2 separate regions of the Mus musculus genome follow, and region 2 is linked to region 1. A link is a loop called in an ENCODE intact Hi-C map of the cell type or tissue named here. Cell type or tissue: left cerebral cortex. All regions are shown on one strand. Links, peaks and the distances in the headings refer to the core of each region. The heading gives the core; the rest is flanking DNA.

Region 1 (10,674 bases), core at 1,435-9,434:
AAAGCGAACAGTTCTCTGCTGTTATTATTAGTCTGAGAGATGTGGCATTCAGCCTCTCGCTATAATTTCAGAGTGGCAAATTGGAGGTACCAAGGGAGGGACCCGAGGTGCTCGCCAAGAGAGAAACAAAGACTCCTGGGAAACCTGCCTGATTCCTAGAAGCTTGGGGCTAGAACTTGCTGTTCCCTTCTGATATTTTCCTCCATCCTTTATCAAAGAACCTGACTGTGTTCAGCCTAGTGTGCTAACCCTGGAATTGCTGCAAAGATTCAGTGGTGTACTGGCTGGCTTTGCGTGTCAAATTGACACAAGCTAGAGTCATCAGAGAGAAGAGAGTCTCAGCTGAGGAAATGCCTCCATGAGATCCAGCTGTAAGGCATTTTCTCAATTAGTGCTCTGTGAGGGAGGACCCAGCCCACTGTGGGTGGGGCCATCCCTGAGCTGGTGGTCCTGGGTTCATTAAGAAATCAGGCTGAGCAAGCCATGGGAAGCAAGCTAACAAGCAGCACCCTCCATGGTTTCTGTATCAGCTCCTGTTCTAGGTTCCTGCCCTGCTTGAGTTGCTGTCCTGACTTCCTCCAATGATGAACTGTGATCTGAAAGTGTAAGCCAGATAAACCTTTTCCTCCTCAACTTGCTTTTTGATCATTGTGTTTTGTTGAAGCCATAGAAACCCTAACTAAGACATGGTGTTTTGTTGCAGCCATAGTTAGCCTGGTACCCTAACTGAGACAAATTGGTACCGGGAATGGGGTATTGCTGTGACAGACCTGACTTCAGTGATGTTTTGGGGAGGATTGTGGGAGGACTTTGGAACTTTGTGCTAGAAGAATCATTGAATATTAAGAGCTCAGTGGAATGTTCTGTAGACGCTTGGAAGATAAGAATGGTGAAAGCAGGCAGAAGATGGAGGGGTCTGGCTGGTGAAGTTTCAGAAGGAAGTTTAAAGACTATCAGGGCTGTTGGCGACTTTGATTTAAGTCTATGGTTCTGGTTAGCTAGGGCTGAAGAATCAGCTATGATTAATAAGATACCAGAACTACCGAAGTGAAACCTTTCTGACTGGGACTATTGATGCTGGTTATCTGGAGTTAAGAAATCAGTGATGATTAAGAAGAGACCAGTATCCCTGAGGTGAAAGTTTTTGGGAAGCATTTTCTGAGAGCACAGAGAAGCTGTGTTCTAGAGGTGGCCAAGGTCGTACCGTACCTCATGCTGGCAGTTGGATTTGGTAATGTATAGGAGTCACTCAGGTGGTACTGGTTTTAAAGACATGAAGGGGTCATGGAGAGCAGCTGAGGCTTAGCATTGTGAGAGGCCAGGAGAGGCCATTATTGAAGGTGTAGCATCAGTGGCAGTTGAAGTTGAGACTTGGAACCATGAGGTACCAACAGGTTATTGGTCAAAATACAGCCCAGTTATAGCAGAGACCCCAGCATTTTGGAGATGCCAGTACCATGGAAGGACAACCAAGAACAGCAGCAGCAGTGGAGTGGAGCCAGCCAAAACCTACAAGACAGTGTGTGTGTGTGTGTGTGTGTGTGTGTGTGTGTGTGTGTGTTACAGAGGACAGAGCTGGAGGAGCTAACCAAGCCACTTGGGGGAGTCCAGAAAATCGTGATTGGATCCCAGACATGGTACAATTGGAGTTTAATTTTGCTTTGTTTTGATTATGACTGATTTTTTCCCCTTGAAGTAAGAAAGTGTTTTACTGGAGACCACAGTGGAGAGACTTGGAATTTTAGAAGACTTTGAATTTTAAAAGAGATCAGATATTTTAAAGGGACTGAAGTCTTAATGTTGGAATTTGTGAAGACTGCGGGACATTTAAAGTTATTTATGTTTTCAATGTGAGATCCTGGGGATGAATAATAAATGAAGGGTCGTGGCTTAGTGATGTGTATCAAGTTGAAAAGGGGTCAGCTGGTTTTGTGTCAACCTGACCCAAGCTAGAGTCACCAGTGAGAAACGAGCCTCATCTGAGGAAATGCCTCCGTGAGATCCAGCTCTAAGGCATTGTCTCAATTAGTGATCAGTGGGGCCCAGCCCATTATGAGCAGTGCCATCCCTGGGCTGGTGGTCCTGGGTTCTAAAAGAAAACAGGCTGAGCAAGCCATGAGAAACAAGCCAGTAAGCAGCACCCTCCATGGCCTCCGCATCAGCTCCTGCCTCCAGGTTTCTGTCCTGTCTGAGTTCCTACCCTGACTTTCTTTGATGATAAACTGTTATACCGAGCTGTGAGTGACATACACCATTTTCTCCCCAAGATTTTTTTTTGGTCATGGTGTTTCATTGCAGCAATAGAAACCCTAACTAAAACAAATGACAGAGGAGAGTGGACCAGGGTCCTGGCGTCTGTTCTCTCCCCAGAATTTGGTAGGGAGCAGCCTAGAACCCATCACATGGACTGTCATTCTGTCTCAACACAACACCCCAGCAGGAGCAGCAGATCAACTTTGGTGCTTAAGAATCCCGACGGCAGCGGGAGAGGATGGAGACAAGACCTGCCCAAGAGCATGGTCTTGACATCCACTCAGCCGACACTTGACTGGCATGACCATTCTCTGCCGTGTTACACAGTGCATACGGCACCTCCTCAGAGGTTGGTGGACAGCCCTCTCCAGAGCTGCCTGCAACTCTGCTGTTTGTCCTTATTCCTCTTGCCTGTGAGCAGCTATGAGGTGGCCATGCCAGCCTCCCACTTCCTGGTACCTACTCTTTACATCTCTTTCTTCATATTTAAGTGCGTGGTTAATTCTAGATTTGCAATCTCCTACCAGACCCGCCTCCAGGCCTGTCTGTGGCAGTTTCCAGAGACATTTAACTGAGGTTCAGCCACCCCGAGGGAATAGTGAGTGGCACCATTCATCTCTCTCTGCTTCCTGACTGTGGATGTCATGTGACAGCTGCTCTAGGCTCCTGCCGCCCTACCTTCCCTGTCAAGATGGGCTGAACACTCAAAGCTCCTCCTTTAGTTATTTATTATTTCATATTTGGCCACAGCAACAAGAAGATTAATGAACACAACACAATCTCTAGTAATAGTGAGGCCTCTCTCATTGCACTTGAAGAAAGAGTAATTAGGACACAAATAGGAAGTTAACCGAGCAGTGGCAACCCAGTAAGTGGCTGACATTTCTCTCATGTCTCCTGTCCCATCTCTGATCTACATCATTCCTCAGGAGACTTTATGCTGACCCATTTCCTGTCTTGATAGGTCTCCTCTGCTCCTCGGTCTCTTCCTCTCTTACGAAGCACGCACCTGCTACTTGATTTCTATGTAAACAGCCACCCTGTTTTGACTTGCCATCTCTGGAAAATTCTTGGTTCCCTACTTCCAGTGGTATTGTGACAAGTCCCATTTCTTTCTTCCCACTCTGCCCTATTTATAGGCTTCCCGTTTTTGGCAGGTTTGCGACTGAACACTCAAAAACTGCAAAGTGAAATATCACACTCAGGAAACTCATGTGGGCATTTTCTTTGGCCATGACCACACAGAACGAACTCAGAGGCTGGCTCACTGCTGATGACAAAGGATTTTCCAATTTTAAAGGGATTGTTTACCCACCCCCAAAGACTGAGTGTGTAGCCTGACCTCAATATCCTTAGAGGAAATCAGGCAAAGTGGGGTGTCATAGTTAGGGTTTTACTGCTGTGAACAGACACCATGACCAAGGTGAGTTTTATAAGGACAACATTTAATTGGGGCTGGCTTACAGGGTCAGAAGTTCAGTCCATTATCGTTATGGTGGGAAGCATGGTAGCATGCAGGCAGACATAGTGCTGGAGGAGCTGAGAGTTCTACATCTTGATATGAAGGCAGCTGGAAGGAGACTGGATGTGTTTCACGTTGAGCACATGTTGAGCATTTAAAACCTCAAAGCCCCACCTCCAGAGACACTCTTTATCTAACAAGGCTACATCTCCTCCAATAAGGCCACACCTCCTAATATGCCACTCCCTATGGCCAAGAATTTAAACACATGAATCTATGGGGGCCATACCTATTCACCACCACATGGGGTTGTTATGGGGAGGACGATCACTCTCAGCTCCCATGTCTACAAAGACTTGGGGAGCTTGTGAGGATGCATCCAATTCCTTTGTTAAAAGTCTTTCTTGGATCCTACCAGGTCTTCAACCAATTCAAGCACTGGGGATTAAATGAAGGCTCCCATGAACTTATGTGCTGTATCACCAAACTATCTATAGCCTCAGTCTTTTCTTTTAAAGTAGTTTATTTTTAATTGTGACTGTATGTGTGTACACATGAGTACAGGTATCCTCTGACTGAGGCCAGAGACATCAGATCTACGTGGAGCTGGAATTACAGAGTGTCATGAGCTGTCTGACTTGGCCCCTGGAACTGAACTTGGGTCCTCTGCAAGAGAAGTATACATTCTTAGTTACTAGTCTATTCTCCAACTCCTCCAAAAACCTTTTTAGTTTTTTATTTTGAAACAAAGTTGCACTAACTTCCCCAGGCCAACCATGAACTCACTATGTAGCAAAGGTGTCCTGGAACTTGTGATCTTCCTGCCCCAGCCTCCCAAGTAGCTGGGGTTGCAGGCTGTTCGTCCTTAGACTTGGCTTGACCCTGTATGTTTCCCCAGTAACTCCTGTGTCTCTCTGCCCTCCTTCATTCGCAGGACAGCTGCTGAAATAGGCTGTAGTGCCCATGCTGAGCTATCCCTGCAAGCTCCCTGAAGAATATTGTGCAGAGATACATTTGCGTGAGCCCCACTTCAGAGCTTCTGGTTCTATGTGCGGTTGTCAGGAAAACTGGCAGAGATGAGGTTGGGTGCTTGTGTGGTAGTACATACTTGTTAGTTTCAGTACTCAGGAGTTTGAGGCAGGAAAACTGGGAGTCAGAGTTACATAGTGAATTCGAGTTCAGCCTGGATTTGCAGAGAAAAACCTTGAAACAAAAATAAATAAATCATAAACTAACAAAACAAGTCTCTGCCCAGAGAACAAGCAGAGTGAGGGTCTCCCCAGCTCACGCCCTGGGCTGATACCAAAAGATGAATTGAGGCCACACTTTAGGTAAATGTCCTCTAGAGGACAATGTCAGTACTGGCAGTCCTTAATTCTGCATCTCTTTTCTTTTTAAGTGATAAAGGTTGTTGGTTTTTTTTTTTTTTTTTACTCCTTATTATTATTATCTTTAATCTTTTTTTTTCACAGTTCAGTCGTTATCCTCCTCTCGTTCTGCCCTCTGACAGTTCTTCATCCCATCCCTTCTCCCCTATCTCCAAGAGGATGTCCCCACCCCTCCCAACCTCTACCTCTCCTACTCCTTCACCCCACCAGCCCCCTCCATTCCCTGGGGCCTCAAGTCTCTCAAAGGTTAGGTGTTTCTTCTCTGCTGTATATGTGTCAGGGCCTCATATCAGCTGGTGTATGCTGCCTGGTTGGTGGATCAGTGTCTGAGAGATCTCAGGGGTCCAGGTTAATTGAGACTGCTGGTCTTCCTATGGGATCTCCCTCCTCATCAGCTTCTTCCAGCCTTTCCCTAATTCAACCACAGGGGCCCTGGACTTCAGACCAATGGTTGGGTGTAAGTATCTGTGTCTGTCTCAGTCAGATGCTTGTTGGGCCTCTCGGAAGGCCACCATGTCTGTAAGCACACCCTAACATCAGTAATAGTGTCAGGCCTTGGAGCCTCCCCTTGAGCAGGATCCCAATTTGGACCAGTCACAGGACTTCCTTTCCCTCAGTCTCTTCTCCATTTATGTCCCTGAAGTTCTTTTAGGCAGGGGCAATTCTGAGTCAGTTTTTGACTGTTAAACAAGTTCCCTCTCCCCATTATTATCCCCATTTCATCTAAGGTCCCTTCCTTTGAGTCCTGAGAGTCTCTCACCTCCTGGGTCTCTGGTACATTCTAGAGGGTCCCCCTACCTCCCACCTCCCAATATTTCCATTCATTCTGCTGGCCCTTTCCCCCCTGCCCCTCCTTCTCCACTGTCCCACTCAGTTCCCTCCCTCCCTCCCTACTGGGATTCAAGCATCCTCACTTGGTCCCTATGACTTGTTAACCTTTTTGAGTTCTGTGGATTTTATCTTGGGTGTTCTAAGCTCTTTTGGCTAATAGCCACTTACTAGTGAGTACATACCGTGCATATCCTTTTGGGTCTGAGATACCTCACTCAGGATGATATTTTCTAGTTCCATCCACTTGCCTGAAAAAAATCATGATGTCCTTGTTCTTAATAGCTGAATAGTATTCCATTGTGTAAATAAACCACATTTTCTTATCCATTCTTCTGTTGTGGGACATTTGGGTTGTTTCCAGCTTCAGGCTATCACAAATAAGGTTGCTATGAACATAGTGGAGCATGTGCCCTTGTGGCATGGTGGGGCATCTTTTAGGTATATGCCCACGAGTGCTATAGCTGGGTCTTCAGGTAGATCTATTTCCAATTTTTTGAGGAACCTCCAGATTGATTTCCAGAGTGGTTGTACCAGTTTGCAACCCCACCAGCAATGGAGGAGTGTTCCTCTTTCTTCACATTCTCTCCAGCAGCTGCTACCACCGAGTTTTTTTGATCTTAGAGATTCTGATTGGTGTAAGGTGGAATCTCAGGGTCATTTTGATTTGCATTTCCCTGATCACTAAGGACTTTGAACATTTCTTTAAGTGCTTTCTTGGTCATTCGAGATTCCTCTGTTGTGAATTCTCTGTTTAGTTCTATATCCCATTTTTTTTATTGGGTTGTTTGGTTTTTTTTGGGGGGGGGGGTAGCTTCTTGAGTTATATATTTTGGATATTAGCCCTCTATCAGGTGTGGGATTAGTGAAGATTTTTTCTGATCTGTAGGTTGGTGATTTGTCATATTGACAGTGTCCTTTGCTTTACAGAAGCTTTTCAGTTTCATGAGGTCCCATTTATCAATTCTTGATCTTGGATCCCGAGCCACTGGAGTTCTGTTTAGGAAAGTTCTCCCCATGCCCATTAGTTTGAGGCTCTTCCCCATTTTCTCTTCTATTAGATTCAGTGTGTGATCCCCATCAAAATTCCAACACAGTTCTTCAAAGACATGGAAAGAACAATTCTCAATTTCATACAGAAAAACAAAAAACCCAGGATAGCAAAAACAATTCTTAACAATAAAAGAACTTCACCAACCTAACCTCAAGCAATACAGAAAAAAAATAATAAGCAATAATGATAAAAACTGCATGGTATTGGTACAGAGACAGACAGATTGATCGTTGGGATAGAATTGAAGACTCAGAAATAAAACCACATACTTACTGACACTTGATCTTTGACAAAGAAGCCAAAAAAAAAAAAAAAGTACAGTGGACAAAAGAAAGCATCTTCAATAAATGGTGCTGGTCTAACTGGCTGGCTGTATGTAGAAAAATGAAAATAGATCCATATTTGTCTCCTTGCACAAAGCTCAAGTCCAAGTGGATCAAGGACCTCAACTTAAAAGCTTCTGCATATCTTATGGGTTCATATCGAAAGTTCGGTGGCAAATGTTGGAATGCTTTGATTCATGTGATGGGATAGTGGTCTTTTAAAATTAAAATGAATTTTTGTTTGTTTTGAGGGATTACCAAGTTATCGTGTTTTCATACAAAATAGAAAAAATACAAATAGCAATTTTGATTTATATTTTTCAGAGTCTGGTTGGTATAGTAAATGAACTCATTGGAATAGAGATTGTTCGTGTCTTTCAAAAATCCTAATCATACTAGGAACATTTTATCCCGGAGAAGTTATTTCTTTCAATATCATCTTGATAAAATAATATTTTCACTCTTGTGTTTGTTAACACTGATTGTCAACTTCTAGGAATCACCTAGGCAACAAAGCCCTGGGCATGCGAGGAGTTTCTGCATAAGATTTGGGGAGGTGGGAAGAGCACCCAACGAATGTGTGGTACCATCCTGTGGACTCGAGTCCCGGACTAAATAAAAAGAAGTAAGTGAGATGCTGAGCACCAGCATCAATGGGAAAGTAGCCAACAGCTTCTTTTAAAAGGTGGTGACTCCCCCACCTTGGGGTGAAAAGAACCCCCTTGGAGTGATTTCTTCCTTTCTCTGTTCTTGTGTCTAGACTGCCAGTGAGTCCTGTTAATGTTACTAACCAACAGGATCCAGCCTCACGGTTCTTCATAATTGCTAAATCTGAACCAATGTGTGGTGCTGAGGATTGAACCCAGGGTTTTATACATGCTGGGCAAATGTGTTACCGTTGAGATTTGGCCTCAGCCGAAATGTCACCAGACATTATCTTCTTGACCCAGGCACAGGTATCAGGCTTCTGTGTGGTGTTATTCTATAACAATTGTCTAACATCACTGGTAAACATGAGGTGGTCAAACCCAGTCTCTGAGTTCCAAACCCCAAATCATCTGTCCTAAGGAGAGGAGACAAGAGCTATGGACAGGAACTGTGCTTTTAGAATACATTTGTTCTTCATATGATAGGAGGCAGTCAGCACATAGACAGCGTAAATAGTTCTGTTTGTCCTGAGTTAATGCCTCTGTATATATCCCTGGTGGCACTGCAGGAGGATTTCAAGGCACAGTGGCCTTGGATTAAGCAAGAAGGAATATACAAACCCATCTGCACACAAAATAAGAAGCAATTATGAATGTGAAGTGCAGGAGACACATTGAACGAAGCCCCAGCCTGTGAACCTCAGAGCCATGGCTGACCACCTGACCAGGGGTCAAGAGTAACATGATTGGCATGATTGACAGCCTTTGTCCCCATCCATACAAAGCCTGCTGGCCGGAGGTGAGAAGAAAGGCAGTTTTTAGGGTGCTGGTACATTGCCATCTCAGATCTCCAGCTCTCTGAAATACAACTTAAGAATTTAATTCCTATCTTTGCTCATTGGTGTTTGTGGCAGTAAGCATCATGAACTCTAGGGTTGTGCATTGACTCAGCAATGACTCCGTTTTCCTAACAACACTCCATAGCTTCTGGCTCCACCCTGGGTGCTACCCCCCACCTCAGTCCCCGCTGGGGTCCTGCCTGAAGGCTTCCCTTGAGATTCACCTTCAGCTCTGGGTACTCAGACCTCTGGTTCTCATGTGCTGTTGCTGTGTAATAAATGGTCACCTTTAATGCATACTTGGGGTGGAAATTCCTGGTTTCTTTGGAAACTTGGTTGGGACATGTGATATTTTTCTTGACGCTGTCTTGGGAGAGGATGTTTTGCTGAAGCAGACACCTGAGAGGGCACGTGGCATTTTGGTAGAATAGACGCCTGAGAGGGCACATGCTGTTTAGGAAGAGTATAAATAGAACCCCACAGACAGCAAGAGGATGCTCTTGCAGTGCTACACCTTGCAACACTTCGCTGGTCTTCCCTGGTCTTCACTTCATAGAGCTAAACGCACCAAAGAACTTCTTGTGGTATTCCGGCCGATTCTTGCTACTTCCATGGACTTGGGCTGATTCGGTGGATTGGAATCGCCCCAAAGAACTAACTTCTAAACAGGCACACAAACCCACTGTCCTATTAAACCTTCTTTCCCCATTCCTTTGGTTGGTGGGCTAGAAGGGAGGTCGAAGCGTTTTAGAACCTTGTTAATATAGGTTTTGAGAAATCTAAGCTACACACACATAAATCTAAGCTACACACACATCCATGTCTTGTTCTAGTTGCTGTATATCAGGAGTCTTCACACAGCTTCACGGCTCACTCCACTCAGGAGCTCATGAGAGACAGAAGTGACTATATCACACACTGAACTGTGTCTTCATCTGCAGGTTCAGTCAAGGAAGACTCCACTTCCACCCACACCCAGGTATGTGTGGATCAGAATCTTTCTGGTTGTTCACTGGGGTCCACGTGCAGCCTCTAAGAGACCTGTAGTCCCTGCATTGAGTCCTCTCTGCTGTGGTGACAACTTGGCCCTGTCTTTTCTTCAAGGCTAGCTGGAGTGTTTCTCATCCAGTCAGCAGAGAGAATCCTAGTTGTCATCACATGCCCAGGTCTAAAAGCATCTTCACCTGGCTTGTTCCAGAAGCAGATGCTAGGTCCAGCTCATATTCAAAAGTTGTAACCCAGCCACCTTAGTGGATGGAGAGATGGCTCAGAGATTGAGAGAATTGTTGTGTGGTTCACACCTGCCTACAACTGCAGCTTCTGGGGGTCAGACACCCACCTCTGCCTCTGCTGATGCTGCACCTTTGTGTATACACATCTGAACAGACCCACAATGAAAAGACCGACTTAAAATGTCACCAGCACACCATTCCTACCTGCAGTATCCCAGGATTCTGACTGCTATCTTGACCGCTGTGGTTTATACTTTGCCCGGATATCCCCAGAACTTAGACTGGTACATTTAGCTACTGTGGTGGTTTGAATATGCTTGGCCCAGGGAGCAGCAATATTTGGAGGTGTGGCCTTGTTGGAGTAGGTGTGTCACAGCCCACTGTGGACGTGGGCTTTAAGAACCCTGTCCTAGCTGCCTGGAAGCCAGTCTTCTGCTAGCAGCCTTCAGAACAAGAGGTGGAACTCTCAGCTCCTCCTGCACCATGCCTGCCTGGATGCTGCCATGCTCCCACCATGATGATAATGGACTGAACCTCTGAACCTATAAGCCATCCCCAATTAAATGTTGTCCTTATAAGAGTTGCTTCAGTCATGGCGTCTCTTCACAGCAATGGAACCCTAACTGAGACAGCTACCCACTAATCCCC
Region 2 (10,674 bases), core at 1,321-9,320, 52 kb after region 1:
TTTTCTCTCTGCACCTGCGTTTCCTTTTCTCAGTTAAAAAGGGAGGCTGTCAGGTGCGGGAGTGTGTGGCTTCTGAAGAAAGTCGCATTTCCTTCAAACACCTACATTTGGTTGGCACCGGCCTTCTTTGTTCACGTGGAAACAGCCACCTGCCTGAGATCCCGGGTGCTCAGGTGGGGTTTGTTCAGTTGAAGCGATTCATGAGTTCTTCCTCGGTGACTGTGTAGCTCTGCTCCAGATGCCTCTGGCAGACAGCACAGCCAAGGTGAGGCTACATCTCCAGACGCTGGTGGCTTCAGGGCTGTGTGTGACACTGTCATCTCCCCCAAGGGACCTGTACTCATCACAGGGCCTGCGTAACCAAGCCTAATGGATCTCTTGGAGTTAAGCATCAACCAAGGCAAGCCTACTGTATCCTAGCTAAACCACACCCACAGCTAAAGATAACGGGATGGCTTTTCTTATTTATTTTTATTGAATATTTAAGAAAATTATGTGAGGTTGTAGTGGTACTTTTTAATCCCAGCCTTTGGGAGGCAGAGGCAGGCATATCTCTGAGAGTTCAAGGCCAGCCTTTTGGATTTAATACATTCCAGTCCAGCCAGTGCTTTATGGTAAGGCCCTACTTTTAAAATAAAATGTATGTATGTGTATAGATTTCTTTTTTGTGTCTTTGTTTTTGTGTTTAGATTTCTGTATGCAGTCATTCATGCAACCACAAGAGAGCATCATATTTCTCTGGAGCTAAGTTAAGGGATTTGTGAGTGGCCCAACAAAGGTTCAGGAGACTAAATCAGGCCCTTTGCAGGAGCTGTTTGCATTCTTAATTACTGAGCAACTCTTAGTTGCTCTCCACTCTTTTTCTTAGTTTTTAAATCATGTCTTCTAAAATAAAATTTTTTTACTGAGGTCTGGGTCTGGAGTTCAGTTAGTAGAGAGAGTTTGGCTGGGATGCAGGAAGCCCTGGATAGGTCCCAGCTCTACACAAACTAGACACAATAGCACAGTCCTGAAACCCTGGTCTTCAGGAAGTGGAGGCAGGAGGATTAGAAGTTTAAGGTTAGCTCTGGCTATGTAGCAAGTTTGAGGCCAGCCTGGGCTATGTGAGACTTTATCTCAAAAACACCTATTTAATTGTAACAGGTTTATTATGATGCCCACATTGCATTGCACACAGTTTGACAAGCTGTATGGCAGTTCTACTACAGTAACCAAATGTCCATAGCCACAGCCAGATGGCAGCTGGCCTGGCCTTGTCACTGGCCAGCAAGTATGGCCTCTTGTGAACTCGCTTCCCACACACAGGAGCTCACCTCTCTCAGTCCTTCACACAACCCTGTGCGTAGCTTCTCACCCTCCATCTTGTTGTGAGACTGCCTGTGCCATGTCTGACAGAGCTTGTTCTTCACCATGGGTGTGGCCCACTGAGAGATGCTGATGTCCATCCAAGTGGTTTCCAGGTCATGGGTGTGGTGGACACACTGCTCTGAGTAGCCCCCTGCTTGGTGGACTACTGAGGACCAGGAGAGTAATCGGCCCTAACTCAGGACAGCGCTCCTGTGCTTAGGACCCTCTTGATTTTGCTCCTGTGTCTTTTCTATTTGACAACAAGCCCCAATCCTCTGTGGCAAAGCTGTGACTCTTAAGTACAGCTCGTGGTGGTGAATCTGTGAGTCAGGCTAGGAAATTCAGTATTGAATCTGAGGGGGTCCTGGGAGCCCCCAGACTTGCAGCTGCTGGTTGGGTAAAGGGGGAGTCTAAGACTGTACCTGAAGAGGGAACAGTCTTACACAGGATGGGACCTTTAGCTCACCTGATGAGGATGTCAGAGTTTAGAGTAATCCAACATTAGCTCCCTTTATTAGGGAGCTAGTCAGTGGAGACCATTGCCAGCATCATGCAGAGGCTATGGAAACCAGTGACGTAGTCAGTGCTCTCCTCAAGGGTCTTGGTAAGTGAGAGTCCAGGCACCCACAGTGCCCCCTGGGAAGGGCTTTCTGAGTTGGACAGGAAGTGACTAGCCAGAACATGGCTCCTACATGGGCAGGGATGTAGCCATTCCTGGGTCTGGTGGCTTTGTCCTCCTCAGAAGCTCTCTCTCTCCTTGAGTTTTGGACAGATGTCCTCTTGTTTATTTGGATCACATTTTTGCTGGGAGGTGGATCCGGTGGGTAGGAGGTCCTCAGGAATGATGTTTGCTCTGTCACCCTTTGTGCTGCGGTCACACAGGAAACTGGTGCTTTTAGACCCTCAGCCCCAGTCTGCAAAGAAGGGTAAGAATGAGCGGAAGAGTCACATGTCCCTGGGAGAAAGGAGTTTATAATAAGTTTTTAAGTTTGTGTGTCTGTGTGTGCATGTGTGTGTGTATACATGTGTGTGCATATGTGTGAGTACATGTGTACATGTGTGTGCATGTGTGTGCATGCATGTGTATATGTGTGTGCATATGCATGCATGTGTGTATGTGTGTACATGTATGTGTGTGCATATGCATGCATGTGTGTATGTATGTACATGTGTGTATGTGTGTGCATGTGTGTATGCATGTGTGTATTCATGTGCATATGCATGCATGTGTGTATTGTGTGCATGTGTGTTCATGCATGTGTCAAATGTCATTCTCAAGAACACAGCCCACCTCCTTTGAGACAGGGGCTCTCATTGGTCTGGATCTGGTCTATTAGGCTAGACTAGCTGGCCAGTGGGCCCCACAGGTCTTACTGTCTCCATTTTCCTAGGCTAGGATCACCTTGCCTGGCTTTTTACCTGGGCTATAGGGGTTGAACTCAGGTACTCACGCTTGCAAGATAAGCACCTCACCAATGGAGCCATATCCCAGCCCCAAGTTACATCACACATACAGAGGCCATGGGGAGAAGATGAGAGGAGGAGACAGGACTGTGTGAAGATGGCCCCACCCCAGTTCCGGGAGAGCAGCTGAGCAATTGGGAACAAAGGCTCCCTAAATAGAGACAAGATTTCACACCTATGTGCTAGAGATTTTTAGAAAAAGTTCTAGAAAGGACTAGTCACTGTGTGTAGTCTTCCTGGAATTATTTTTTCAAAGCTTATTGGCTGGTACCCTGGGGTCTCTGATTTCTCAGCTAAGTTCCCCTTAGAGCCTCAAGAGGCTCAGAGACCTCTGGAGAGGGAGACTAGAGCTTGGAGGATTCCTACTGTTTCTTCAAACTGACCAAGCCTAACTTAGGGGAGGGAAACTCTTTAAAAACCCCAGCCCATGAGAACAGACTTGATGTTTCAGTTTCCTGAGTATGGTGTGTGTGTGTGTGTGTGTGTGTGTGTGTGTGTGTGTGTGTGTGTATGTCTCCTCATTCCCAATAAATGTCTTTCTTCAACTGTTGGTTCTGTCTGTCTGCTGCTGTACACTGCTGCCTGTTGTTGCCTGCTGCTGTCTGCGGAGCTTGTGATTTCCCTGCTGCTGCCGAATGTACTCCACAATTTTCCTGGCTCTTAATTCTTTAACTGGCAGAGAAAAGGAGCCCCACCATGACTCCTAGATAGTTACATGTTGGGGTTAGGACAGAATTTCCAGTGATTTCTGAAATAGCCCTACTGTGCTTCTGCCATTTTGCATCACATGTTCACATGAAGTGTCACTCAGCATTGGTAATTCTAAAATCAAAATATTGGTGAACTCTGAAAACCATGGAAGATGTTTCTGTGTCCTGCACATCAAATATTCAACCAGGATTCATGCAAAAGCTCACAAGCACACGCATCTCATAGGACCGCAGTGCTGCCACCCCTAATACATGGTGGAGTTGCATGTATACCATATAATTATTGAAAATAATCTTATAAGTTATTATATCAATAAGTGTTTGGTTTGTATACTTTGTATGACTGAGTGAGATACTGATTTTACCAGGGTTTGACTTCAGATTTAGGTCAAGGCCATTGAGTGGAGAAGGTCAGGAGGAAGCTACAGCCCCAGCTACATCTCAGCTTGGCCAGACGTACCCAGGTTCGTCTCCAAAGCTGAGGGCAGTTTGGGACTCTTCCCTTAATGACCCAGAGAGGAAGCACACTGGGCCTTGATGAAGACTTTAATGTGCTTTGGGAAACCAGGGTCACAGATCTGTTCACACCACTCCCTGAGCCCCAGCACATCCAGGATGTCCCACCTGGTCCAATGCCCTCCTGCAGACCCACCTTACCTGCTGGGCTTGCTACTAAGACAGTAGAGTCTTCCACATAATAGCCAGCATCCCCAAGGGTGCCACAAAGACACTGTGTGTGTACAGAGAGAGAAATGGCCATGTATTCTCAGGATGACAGTCCAAGCTCAGAAGCCAGATTGGCTTGTGAAGTTTCCTGGCTTCCCCCAAGACTTTGAAAAGTAGCAACCAATATATAATCCCTCAGAACACAATTTCCCTGGCAACCAGAGCAAAGCTCTTCCCTCCTGTGGGGAAGTTAAAAATAACACACGCTCAGGCCACGGCTGGCTACTAACTCACATCTCCAATTACCTCCTGCACTGTCCCCTGGCTGCAGCAGACGCCCAGCTCCCTTGCGTCTCATCCATCACCAAGACAGCCTTGTCAGGACTTGGGGTCCTCACCTGCATACCCTTGTGGAGACCACCTCACTCCCTGCAGGAGAAAAGCTGGAGTCTGATTGTTAGTGGAGGGGTGGTGTATGTGTGTGCATGTGCATGTGTGTGTGTGTGTGTGTGTGTGCTTCTTGAATTCATAGATCATCCCTGGTTTCAAATCTTGCGAACCCCATTTCATACTACAGCCTCCCTTCCACCTTGAAAATCTGAGCTCTTCAAATAACACATTTCTGGGTTACTGGATCATGCAAGTGCAAACCGAGTCAGAACCCAGCGTCTCTCATGGGGCACAAAGCCTGTGTTCTGCCAGTCGGCTGCATTCAGACCCCTCTCAGCCCTTCTCTGTGCAGCAACAATGTTTCAGTCAGTAGCAACCTTCAGAACTCTCAGATGAGACCATTTTCTTCTTCCTCCCTCTGTCCCTCCCCCTGTCCTTCCCTCTGTTTGGTCCCCACTTCCTTCTTCCTTCCAATATGACTAACACAAACACAGGATTTTCAACAGTTATCTCAGTGAGCTTTGCCACTGTATAAGCAGGGCAGAATATAGAACATGTCCCATCCTCTCTAGAAAGTTCTCTCATGGATTTTCTACCTTTTGTGGAAGAACACGGGGCAGATAAGTTCAACATGGTGTATTCAAATATAGCAGGAACGGCGGGGCCGCCTCTATGCGGACGCTGGGTGCCATGCAGCTGCAAAAGCATCTCCTGCAGGAGGACCTAATTGAGGACTGCCTGAGAGACCAAGAATTGCTGGTGCAAATAATGCCAACCAATCAAGAATTGCTGTCTAGAATAGATACTGTCTTTGGCCCAGTGGGGGCGTGGGTGGAAGGTATTAAAGGAGCTTGCAGCAGTGCTCAGATGAGCTTGCTACGATGTTTCTCACCTGCTCCCAGAGTCTGTGTCATTGACTCTGTACCAACTCACCCCCAAGCCCCGAGAACAGGTAGGGTTGGACAGAGAGCTACCCAGGGCACAGGCAATGCTCAAACATTAAAAAAAAAAAAATCTTAAGTTTCTCGTGGGGGAAATCAAGGAGGTGAAAAACATGAGCTGGGCTCGCTGACACATCTATAATTCCAGCCTGGGAAGTGGAGGCCAAAGGATGGGGCATTCCTGGCCAGTCTAGCTCTCTCAGTTTGCACTTGCATTATCCAGTAACCCAGAAATGTGTTATTTGAAGAACTGAGATTTTCACAGTGGAAAGGAGGTTCTGGTATGAAATGGGGTTTGCAAGGAAAATTCCTACAAGATTTGAGGCCAGAGATGACCTAAGACCTGTCCCAAAAAGCAATAGGCCAACGATAACAACATAGACATTTATGGAACTAGAGAGGTGGCTCAGCGCTTGTTGATGGCTAAGAGCGCATGCACAGGACCTGGGTTCAATGTTCAGCACCCACATGGTGCCTCACCACCATCCATAACTCCAGTTTCAGGGGTGTGATTGCCTCGTCTGGCCTCTTTGGACACCAAGAAGACACCTGGTACACAGACATATTCAGACAAAACCCTCATACACCTAAAATAAACAAGTCTTTTGTGAAAAGGCTTTCCTGGATAAACTTTATCTTTCAATTATTGTAAGCCACTTATTTCGGATATTATCCTCTATTTTAATATTGTTAAAGATTGCATCCTTCAACAGTAACAGTGCGGCTCTTATGCTAATAAGAAACAAATGCACACCAAAGGGTTTATTTTGTGTTCTCTTTAATCTGAGAAACAATAGCAGGTCACAACTCATTAGAAGGAAAGCTCCCAAGAGCGTACACACACAGAGCCAACGAGCGACGTCAGCACGAATCGCTTAATAAATGAAAAACTGGCTCCTTTTGTGGTGGCAAAGGAATCAATTATGCTTCCCCTGGGGGGAAATGTCATCGTCCTGGTTAAACCTGTGTGTTTTAGATGTGATGAGAAAGAAGCTCAGCTCAGACCTGTGACCCCAGCGCTGAGAGGCGGAGGCAGTTCCAGATCAGCCCGGGTACAGTGGGAGACCCCCCACTCCCTGCCCCCTAGACAGTGGAAATAAGTTTGATCTAGTGGTAATAAACCAGGGAACCATGTAGATTTTTCTATTCAGCTAAAGATAGCCCCTTTTGGGGTACAGGGAAGGTGTCTCTTTAGGGGGAATCTCAGAGAATCCCACTTTATTACTTAGAAGTACAAAACCGAGAGAATGAACCTATATTACAGGGGGTTTATTAGATTGGCTTACACAGCATTAGCTGGGCAGTCCAGGGACAGCTGGTGCATGCTAGGGACACAGAGAAGTAGGCTTGCTGCTCAGCCCAATGCCAGATGCTTTAGCAGCTCCAATCTGTCCGTGAAAGCCTGGAGGGGAGATGCCAGGACAGCCACTGTTGTGCAGTCCACACTGGAGGACCGGGACAGCTGTGTTCAGTTGTCAGGGAAGGAATGCAACTGCACTGGCCATCAACAGAGTTGACATACAACCAGCAAGCAAAAGTGGGTAAGCTTTTCTGGGACTCGAAGGGTCTTCCCCTATTGCTTAATCCTATCTGGAACCCACCCCCACCCCCACCCCCACCCCCAAGACCCACCCAGCATGCCTCTTGGTTTCTTCTAGATCCATCTTCTAGATGATGATACCCATCATACCCTTCAAGGTCTTGATGCTCTGGCGTAGGGGTGGAAGGCAGGAAAGTGGCCATGACCTTCCAGCTCCTGCCTCCTCTCAGTTGCTACTGCACCATGTTTAGGAGTAATGTGCTTTAAAATATGATTTTTTTGTTGCTAATATATTACATTGGTACAGTAATTTACTACAATGTAACAACCAATATCAATATGTTATTATGGGTTAAAGTCTGTAATTTATCCTGATTCCCTCAGTGTCTCCTTTAACTGTTTTGGGACCTTCTCTACCCCAACCTTCTGCACAGGACAAAACCTCTGTCACCACAATGTTATGGTCATATATTACTACTGTTAAGCAATATTCCTTTGTATCATGGTCGGTTTGATTTTATTTGGAGATTTGTCTGTTTTATGTATATGGGTGTTTTTCCTACATGTATGCGCACCGTGTTTGTACCTGGTGCCCATGGAAGCTAGAAGAGGGCATCAATTCCCCTAAAGCTGGGTTTACAGACTTCTGCGAGTCACCACGTGGGTGCTAGGAATTGAATCCAGGTTCTCTGGAAGAGCCGTCAGTGCTCACAGCGGGCTGAGCCATCTCCCCAGCCCTTGAGATTGTTTTCAACGGTAACTTGCCACAAATTGGAATCACCGGGATAGGGAGATCACCTGAAGAAGAGTCCGGATTGCCTGGGCCGAGTGAGAAGACCCACCTGAATGTGGGCGGTGCCTTCTGGTAGGTGGAAGGGGCGTGGCGGAGAAAGATCACCTGACCTTTGTACTTGGCCATTGCTGCCGCGTCTGCTCCTAACTCCTTTGCTGACACCAGATCAAGCATTTCCTGGCTTTCCTGGGAGACTAGGAACCGGAGGTTCTCTGAGGACCTTCTGAGCTGCCACAGCACACTGGGACTACTGGACACCCAGTCTCAAGCACCATGTAACTAATGAGGTATCTTAGTTTTTTTTTTTTGTTTTTGTTTTTTTTTTTAAAGCTGTGTTGAGGGTCAATATGCAGATGTCCAGATCGATTGTGTATTGCCCATATCAAAAATCAATGTGCACAGTGATTGTTATCAGTAGGAGTTTTACTACTATCACTTGTTTTAGTGCTGGGGATGGAAGCCAGAGCTGGGCGAGCTCTACTGAGCTGCACTGAGCCTCATTCCCAGCCCTGCCTACAATTGCTAATACAAGAAAGAAGTTTCCACTCTTCTACACAGTCAGTCGTGTGACTTTTCATCTTGAACGTGAGGCCAATCTTCCTGAAGATGCCAGAATAAGAAAGAAGCTGGGGCTGGAGAGATGGCTCAGCAGTTAAGAGCACTGACTGCTCTTCCAGAGGTCCCGAGTTCAATTCCCAGCAACCACATGGCGGCTCACAACCATTTGTAATAGGATCCGATGCCCTCTTCTGGTGTGTCTGAAGACAGCCACAGTATACTCATATACATAAAATAAATCTTTAAAAAAAAGAAAAGAAAATATTAAAAGTAGAAAATAATAATAATTATTATTCTATCTAAGCCAACAGTGGAACAGAGCTCATGTGACCCTCACAAGAATGATCTATGGCTCTGTTCTGCAATGGCCTCCCTTGATCACCAGCAGGGCTGGGAAGGCTGCAGGCTTCCTGTGTTTCCTCTCGGGCACTCCCCTTTGCTCTCTTTCCATGACTCCTGTGATGCCCACCACTGGGCTTTCCTCATGTCGTCGTGTCCCAGATAATAGATGTGATGGCCTGATGGGCACCATCAGCGAAGCTGGACTGAGGTACCAGAGACCCCTGAGTTCACAGACCAGAGGCAGCTTATAACAACCAGCTTTGGGAACGGCTGGTGGTCCAGGGTCTCTACCTGCTGGCCATGGAAACAATAGGCGCATGCGCTCTCTGTCTCAAGGTGGGCGTGGCACAAATAGGCCAGCTTAGGTTTCTCCTTGGCAAAATGATCGGAGGCTTCTCCCTCCACTATCACCCTGCTAATAAATATCTCACAACAGCTCACTAATGATCGACTGGAGCGTGAAGGAATGGCTGAATGTACATAAGTGTCTGGCTCAGAGCATGTTCCTGTCTTAAACGCTGCCACCCATTCCTGGACTCATAATTCCAAAACGGAGCAGACGTTCCAGACTGTTCTTGCCCTTTGCGCCATGGATGAACGTGGATGTAATTCACAGGAGCTTCCCAGGAGAGTCAAGAGCGAAAGAGGGAGACGGGGAGGAAGGACAGAAAGGGACTGTCCTTGGGGTCTGTCTAGGCATGGGATTTTCAGGATCCTAATCTCCCATTTATGAAAGTCCCTTAATCATGATGATGACTATGAATAGGTATGACATAGATAATATGTTGATAGATATGGATGATTGGTGCATAGACAGATGATAGATATATAGAGATATTATATACTGATGATAGATAAATTGATAGCTATAAACAGATGATTGATTATATAAATATCTCATATATAAATATAGACAAATAATAGCCGGTAGTTAAATAGTTAAATGACAGCTATGTATATGTAATGGCTATAGATGTAGATAAATGACAGGTAGATGATCGATATTGATAGGTGATAGATGATGGGGGATAGATGGCCATTGGAGCGTTATGCCTCATGATCAAACATCATTCGCCCAGGATCATGTTCACCACATCTTCTATTGTACAGCAGAGTAAAATTAACTTATTTCCAAACTGTAAACCCAACAATTTGGACTGAGCCTTTCTTCCATGCTGTGAGAGGCTCAGGGGACACGGGCTATCATGTGACATGCACCAATGGCTGTTCTGGGAATGAGAGAAAATGGCCTCTGATAATTATACAGTATAGCTGGTCGTATTTGTGGGTGTATGATGGAGTGAGCCACACCACATCTACCCTGGGTACCCCCACATCACACCCTGGGTACCCCCACATCACACCCTGGGTACCCCTACATCACACCCTGGGTACCGCCAACATCACACCCTGGGTACCCCTCACATCACACCCTGGGTACCCACACATCACACCCTGGGTACCCCCAACATCACACCCTGGGTACCCCCAACATCACACCCTGGGTACTCCCAACATCACACCCCTCACATCACAGCCTGAATACCCCCCATTAAATAGATGAGGAGATGTTGCTGTGTCCCAGGGTAAATGCCTTTTCCTTGAGCAGAGCTAGTCCTGTGAGCACAGCTACTTCAGGAACACTCAGCAGTCTTCTTTAGTCTTTTTGAGATGCTCTGTCCAAACGGCTTTCACCTCCTGTCACCCCCTCCTCCGGCAGGAAGATGGATGGACCCTGGCACATCTCAAAGGGGAGAAAGCAAATGTGATGCATGGCGAGTTGACCAGGATGTCTCTGTCTCTCTGTCTATCTCTGTCTCTCTGTCTCTCTCTCTCTCTTTCTCTCTTTCTGTCTGCCTCTGTCTCTGTGTCTGTCTCTCTCTCAGATGTGCGGGTGTGAAAATTCACCTCCCTGTGCTGTTG

The links. Hi-C counts contacts between places; a loop is a spot of excess contacts. Peaks named below come from ENCODE experiments on the same cell type or tissue, not always from the same donor. Only the 100,000 strongest peaks of a DNase experiment are listed, where the experiment ranks them.
Region 2: a loop joins it to region 1, with 3 times the contacts of the local background. A loop is called at or near these places in 4 of 42 quality-filtered maps.

What each region holds. Positions count from the first base shown.
Region 1 is chr8:124,509,436-124,520,109 of GRCm38, reverse strand. It overlaps Gm39280 (a long non-coding RNA gene), which reads left to right and starts at 7,823. Exons shown (of 3, transcript XR_879351.3): 1 at 7,823-7,933; 2 at 9,628-9,773. In left cerebral cortex, for the core only: a CTCF peak has its summit at 5,044; DNase peaks (open chromatin) are centred at 3,404, 3,840, 4,836, 4,994 and 1 more place; H3K27ac peaks cover 2,828 bases.
Region 2 is chr8:124,457,089-124,467,762 of GRCm38, reverse strand. C330016L05Rik (a long non-coding RNA gene) reads left to right here and starts at 7,663. Exons shown (of 3, transcript XR_879349.1): 1 at 7,663-8,138. It overlaps Gm30209 (a long non-coding RNA gene), which reads left to right. Exons shown (of 3, transcript XR_388195.2): 2 at 2,230-2,273; 3 at 6,920-7,053. In left cerebral cortex, for the core only: CTCF peaks have their summits at 4,459 and 5,308; DNase peaks (open chromatin) are centred at 4,403, 4,802, 5,365, 6,901 and 1 more place; H3K27ac peaks cover 3,085 bases.